Linked DNA regions of Homo sapiens: region 2 is linked to region 1. Evidence: read pairs that join two places in POLR2A ChIA-PET (ENCODE). Cell type or tissue: CD4-positive, alpha-beta T cell. All regions are shown on one strand. Links, peaks and the distances in the headings refer to the core of each region. The heading gives the core; the rest is flanking DNA. Region 1 overlaps FMNL1 (formin like 1). Region 2 overlaps ARHGAP27 (Rho GTPase activating protein 27).

The links. Peaks named below come from ENCODE experiments on the same cell type or tissue, not always from the same donor. Only the 100,000 strongest peaks of a DNase experiment are listed, where the experiment ranks them.
Region 2: POLR2A ChIA-PET joins it to region 1 with 10 read pairs; 7 of 35 experiments call an interaction of 5 or more read pairs at or near these places.

Annotation. Positions count from the first base shown.
Region 1 is chr17:45,224,975-45,227,872 of GRCh38, forward strand. All of the region lies in intron 1 of FMNL1 (formin like 1), which reads left to right. Among named protein-coding and RNA genes, the nearest start is that of FMNL1, 4.5 kb to the left of the region's middle. RefSeq lists enhancers at 46-95, 1,286-1,505. In CD4-positive, alpha-beta T cell, for the core only: no CTCF peak of the experiment used is centred there; DNase peaks (open chromatin) are centred at 587, 1,317 and 2,367; H3K4me3 peaks cover 2,500 bases; H3K27ac peaks cover 2,500 bases.
Region 2 is chr17:45,408,958-45,411,855 of GRCh38, forward strand. The region is part of intron 4 of ARHGAP27 (Rho GTPase activating protein 27); the gene reads right to left. Among named protein-coding and RNA genes, the nearest start is that of ARHGAP27, 22 kb to the right of the region's middle. RefSeq lists an enhancer at 2,669-2,898. In CD4-positive, alpha-beta T cell, for the core only: no CTCF peak of the experiment used is centred there; a DNase peak (open chromatin) is centred at 1,474; H3K4me3 peaks cover 2,177 bases; H3K27ac peaks cover 2,500 bases.

The DNA.
Region 1 (2,898 bases), core at 267-2,766:
TCAGGGACTGGGATGACAAGGCGACCTTTCCAGGCCTGCCAGAAGAGCCACACTTACACCTGGGCCTGGGACACCCCTGATCTGCCGGGCAGGGAGAATCCCATAACCTTGGGGCAGAGGGATCAAGGGAAGGTGTCAGGGGTGGTGTACGTGAGGCCAAAAGCCATGCTGGCATCCAGTAGCAGTGGAGAGGAATTTGCCTGATGGGTGCTCTTGGCTTGTGCCCAGAGGCCTGGGTGCCTGGCCAGGCTGTGTGGGGAGGTCAGGATGGCCCCATGTTGGGTGTGGGCCTGGAGTCCTGCTTGCAGCTGGGGCCCTTCCCTTCTGGGGCTGGCAGTAAAGGGCAGGAGGGACTGCAACTGAGGCACTGCCCCCTGGCCACTCCCACCTCCGGGACAGGGCAGATGAAGTGTGGGGACCTGGAGCCATGGGGTCGCTCAGGCCTTATGCCTGCCATTTGCAGGACAGAGGATCTCCGGGGGGATGTGGCCATGTGGTCTGATGTTGGGCTGGGCAGAGGGGAGGGGTGACATTCCCAGCAGGCAGGGCTGGCACATACTAACCCTGGAAAGCCACGGATGTGGTGGGCATGATTCACAGTGACATCTGGGGCTGACTGGCAGAGAGCTGGGTGAGACGGGTAGAAGCAGGTGCTCTCAGGGCTACCTCTGCCTTTTTCCTGGGAACATGGAGCCCTGGAAGGTGGCTTGGGGGGCCTTTGAGGGGACAGGGGTTACTTATGGGAAAGGCAGGGACGTTTCCTGAGCTTTGGGGTCATGATGTTTGGGGGTTGAGATTCATTTTTGTCACTACCTGCATGGCCCTGGACAAGTTACTTAACTTCTCTGAGCTGTAGTTTCCCTCACCTGTAAAAAGAGAATAATAATGGCATCTGCTGGCCTCCTAGGATTGTCGAGAGGGTGAAATAGAGGACTTCGCACAGTGCCTGACACAGAGCAGATGCTCAGTAACCCCCCTCCACTGTGAGAAAGGGGATAAAGCTGGAGCTGATCTGGTCCTCTCCATCTCAGGGCCCATTTAGCGGAGGGAGCCCAGACCCTGCCTGTCCCCTCCCTCCACCTCCACTACCAAGAGCACCCAAGGTTACTGTGCACTCCCCAGGAGCCCCAGATCCTTAGCTAGTGAGGGCCAGGCAACCTCCCCACCGTTATGCAGGTCACCAGCAGTGGGGCCCAGACCGAAAACTGCCTGGTGGCCGGAAACCGCTGGAGGGAGGGCCTACCTCTCCTGGAGGGTGGGGCAGCGATGGTGCTAACGGTAGCAGTGTGCACATGGGAGGGGGAGGGGAGGCCTCCACTTCCCCCTGAGAGAGGGTGTGCTGGTGGGGGGGTTCCCCAGTGAGTAAGAGCTCTGTGTGGGCAACAACAGGAAGCGTGGGGCGCTGGGTGGCAGGAAGTGGAGCTGGCTGTTCCTGGTTCCTCAGATGGGGGATCTGGGCCAGGCTGTCTGCAGAAGACCCCTGGGGGCCAGGACCCACATTTCCCATTCCCCGGCTGCTCCTTCTTTGGAGGAAGCCGGGTCTTCCTTGCTAGCTTGCCACCGAGGCCACCCTGGGCAAGCACCTTAACCTCCTTGAGTCTCAGTTTCCCATTTGTGAAATAGGGATTATAACAGTATCTATTTTGTAGGCTTGTTGAGGTTTAAATGAGTTTTGATGTAAAGTGCTTAGAACGGCACCTAGCACCCAGTGTTTGGGATTGAGAGATTAATTCTGAGTGAAAAAAAGTGTCTGGGGAGCGTTTGTTATTGTTACTGTTGTCGGTGTTGTTTTCCTCCTACCAGCCTGGATGATATAGGTAGTGGCTTCCACCCTGCTTGCCCTTGTCCCAGCTGTGGGGACCCTTGAACTCTGATGGGAGAAGCTGTTAGCTCTTTGGGTCCTCAGCACCTGATCCTGGGGCTGGGTCTCCTCATAGATCTCCTGTAAGCCTGGAATTGCTTATAAGAGCCCCAGAAAATCTATATGCCAAAGTTTAAAAAAGGAGGTAAAATTGATTGTGTTTGGATATGTGCCGAGAACACTACAACTAAGGTTGAGACCATATAGAGGTGGGCAGGTGGCAGGGAGATGGATGGGGGAGTGGGGGCTGGGGGACAGGCTCAGCTTCTGGGCCCATCGGGCTGAGGAAAGCCTGTGGGGCTGGCCTGAGACTGGGATTGATGTCCAAGTTCAGGGGTACCCTGGGGCTTGAAGGGCTAGGCCATAGGGAGAGATGGGCAGGTGGACTGAGACGTAGGCTCCGCTCAAACTGAAAGTGAAACCCTAGGGTGTGGCTGTGTCCAGATGTGGACGCAGCCCCTTCAGCCTCCTGGGACACTGTCTCAGAAGTAAGCACTGGTGTGGGGGAGGTGGGGGAAGGGCTCTTAGCAGTGTCTTTTGGGGGCTGGTCTTAGGTGAGCAGATGCTGGGGGTCCCCTCTCACACTCAGGGCAGGGAGGGAGGAGAATGGTCCCCACACATTCTAATAGAAAGATGTGGGGAATCAGTTCCTTTTCTCGGCCACACCCTAAAAGATGAATCCTGTCTCTTTCCTCATCTGGCCCAAAGCACTAAAGGCAGCAGGGAAAGTAGGCTGAGGCTAGTTAAGGTTTGGCCAAAGCCTTGGAGACAAGTCTGTGTTTCTGGATGTTTTCACAAACTTCTGCTCACCCTACCATCCCCTACCCTGGGGTCTTCCATGGACCCCTGCCCCTCCACCTCTTCTGCCTCTGTGAAGTGCTTCTTCATAGTGTTAGGCCACTGAAGAGCTTTGTTAAATCCAAACTCAGCTTCTCACTGAGTGTTCCAGGAGCTCCGTGAGTGTGAGGCTCCGGTGAGGGAGTGCGCCCATTTTATGGAGGAGGAAGCTGAGGTCCAAGGGGGCAAAGAAGCTGTAG
Region 2 (2,898 bases), core at 259-2,758, 180 kb after region 1:
CCTGAAGCACATAGCAGGTCTGCCACAAACTGCTTGTGTACACAAGTCTAACCCATGCCCAGTTTCAGCAACAAACATGCCTGACATGACAGAAGAGCCTGGAATGAGCTTGAGCTTTCTGAGGAGGAGGGTCGGAGCCACAGAAACCAGGAGATTCCTGGGGAGGGCAGGATGGAAGCAGCGGGGAGAGGAAGGCAGAGGAACCAGACACACCTCCCATCCTCCCAGCTGAACGCACTGGGGCAGGAGTTGAAAGGCTCCACCAGGGGTGGATGAGCTGATAAGGAACAGGCTCTTTGGAGCAGGAATTTCTACTTGGCAGGCTGTGGGCCATGGCTCTGGGTCCACGAGGAGTCCCAGGCCAGTGAGGCTGATGGGGTCCTCACACGAAGGAATGTCCCCAGCAGGTACAGAGGAGATTTCGGAGGTAGAAGTTTAGGTCCCCAGCATGACAGGGCTGTCACAAGGAAGAGAAGATGGGGTATCATGCTGCAGGGGCACAGCAGCATTCCTCTGAAGGAAGCATTCTGAGGACTAGGGCTGCCAGAGACACAGGCTGCTTCTGGAGGTAGTGAGGGGCCCTCACTGGAGGTGACTGAGCAGAGTCTACTCCCTGTTAGGGAAGCCATAGCCCTGTGGTGGGTGTTGAACTGCAGTGTCCTTCAGGCCCCTTCAAACTCTGGAACTCTCGGCAGACCCTGCACAGTGCTGAGATAGAGATGCTCTCCTCTCCTGGCAGAGCCTCAGCTGGGTTCTAACCAGCTCCTGGGGCCAGGTGCAGTCACGCCCTCCACATCCTCTGGCCTTCAAGGAGTTACAGGCGCCTGCCACCCCTACCCTCCTCCTTGCTCCTGTTCATGGAGGCCCAGACAAGACCCAGATGCAGCTCATAAGCAGGGGCCTGACTACGGGATCAATGGCTCTTGGGTCGCATCCTAGAGACAAGAAGTGGCCTTCCGACCTCAGGCCAGAGGAGGAGCCAAGAGGGACCTGGCTCTCAGGCTCCAGGCTGCCCAGCCCCCTGGTACTGCCTTACAGTGGTTCACCCCTTATCTCCAGTTCCCTCCCCTGTCCACAAGCAGGTGGCAGCCCTGCCACTCTTGCCCCAAGCTGACCACCTCTTGGATGGGCAGGGCCTCCGAGAAGGAAAGAGAAAAGGAAGTATGAGCCCCAACTTCCAAGAGGCTCCCTGCTCTAAGCCCCAGCTCACCCAGCTCCTAACAGGGCTTGTGGTAGAGGCCCACCGGGCACCCCTTGACCCCAGCATCCCCTACCTGTGCCGGCAAGGCTCGACTCTGCCTCCTGGTCACTTTGGCGATTATGTCCACCATCCTGGCCCCTCTGAACTGCCGGGACAGAGCCCTGGGAAGGTTTTGGGGGTAGAGCCCAGGGGCACTACCCCAGTGCTGGCACAGGGCAACAGGGAAACAAGAAGTTGCCGAGATGGCGGGAGGCTGAGACTCCAGCCCATTTCCTGTCAGGGCTGCGGAAGTGCTGCCTGAGTTGGGGCGGGTGGGGTGGAGGGGCCTCAGGTTGAGGGTATTTTTATGCTTCTAGAAACACTGCTGGCTGCCCCACTCAGTGCTCTAATGACCAGTGAGCCGCATCCGAGGCCCAGACATAGCCATGGTGTGGGCTGCACAGAGGAAGATCACGGCCAGACCCAGCCACAGCATGAACTGCACAGAGAGAATCACGGCTGAGCCTGTGGGGGAGGGGCGCGCTTGCACAGACAGGGTGGGCAGAGGGGGCGCTGAGTGCTGGGGGCCTGGGCTGGCCTGGAGTGGCTCCTGGGGCGGAAACAGGACAATGAGTGGTTGTCCACTCCCTCTAGGCCCAGGGAGGGTGTAATGGGAAAGAGGAAGCTTGTGGGGGGGAGGGGAAGAGTTCCCAAAGAGGAAGGGGTCTGGGCAGATGTGATATCACAGGGAGCTGGCATCTGGACTGTGCCAGCCCCGAGGAGGACAGGAAGGATTCTGACCACATCACTATCTGCCCGCCTGACCACCTGGGTCTGTCTCCTCCAGACTCGGTCACCAAGATGCATATGCCCTCCCACGCCTGCATGCCCACATGTGCCCACTCTCACTTGCGTGTCCACATACGTGTACAAGTATGCCCGTGCCTGTCCCCTCCTCTCTAAGGACCCAGAGAAGAGGGCCAGGCACCAGCTTCTTCCAGGAGGAAGGTTAAATCTTCTTCCTGGCCTCTCTTCCCTTCACCCCCTCGTGTGGGGATGACAGACCCCAGCCACGCACAGTGGACACATGCCCTGAGTAAGAAGTTACAGCCCCTCCTCTGAGCCCATGGGTCCATCTTGTCTTCCCTCCTCCCTTAGAAGTGCTTCCTCCCCAGGCTTAAGGGCCAGGCAGCACTAAGCCCACCAGCCCACCCCTGCTGAAGTCCACCTCCTTTCCTGGTCAGGCTCTGACCCCCACCCTTCCACTCTAGGCCCATTCTTCCTCCTCTGGCCCCCACCCTGGATCTCTTTTTCTCCCCTGCCATGTCTCTCAGCCCCTCTTCTCCTGTACCCACTGTGGGCTGGGGACAAGGACCCCAAGCAGAGCCAGGCACAGTGTGAATGTGGGGCACGAGACACTTGTAGAGATCACACTAGGAGCAAGACTGGGCCCCATGCCCTGCTCTGCCCACAAAAGCTCTCATACCAGTGTCCCATCCCCTGTACCCGACTCAGAAGCCCAGACCCCAGGGGTAGACTAATCCCCTCCTCGCTATCAGGGTGGAGGACAGCAGGAATCACAGAAGGCTGGAGGCCTCATGCTTATCACACACCTGACCCATCTCTCTGTCCCCACCCTGAGGCCAGGGATGAGGACTCACACACACACACACACACACACACTACACACGTGTGCGTGCATATGACAGGTCACCAAG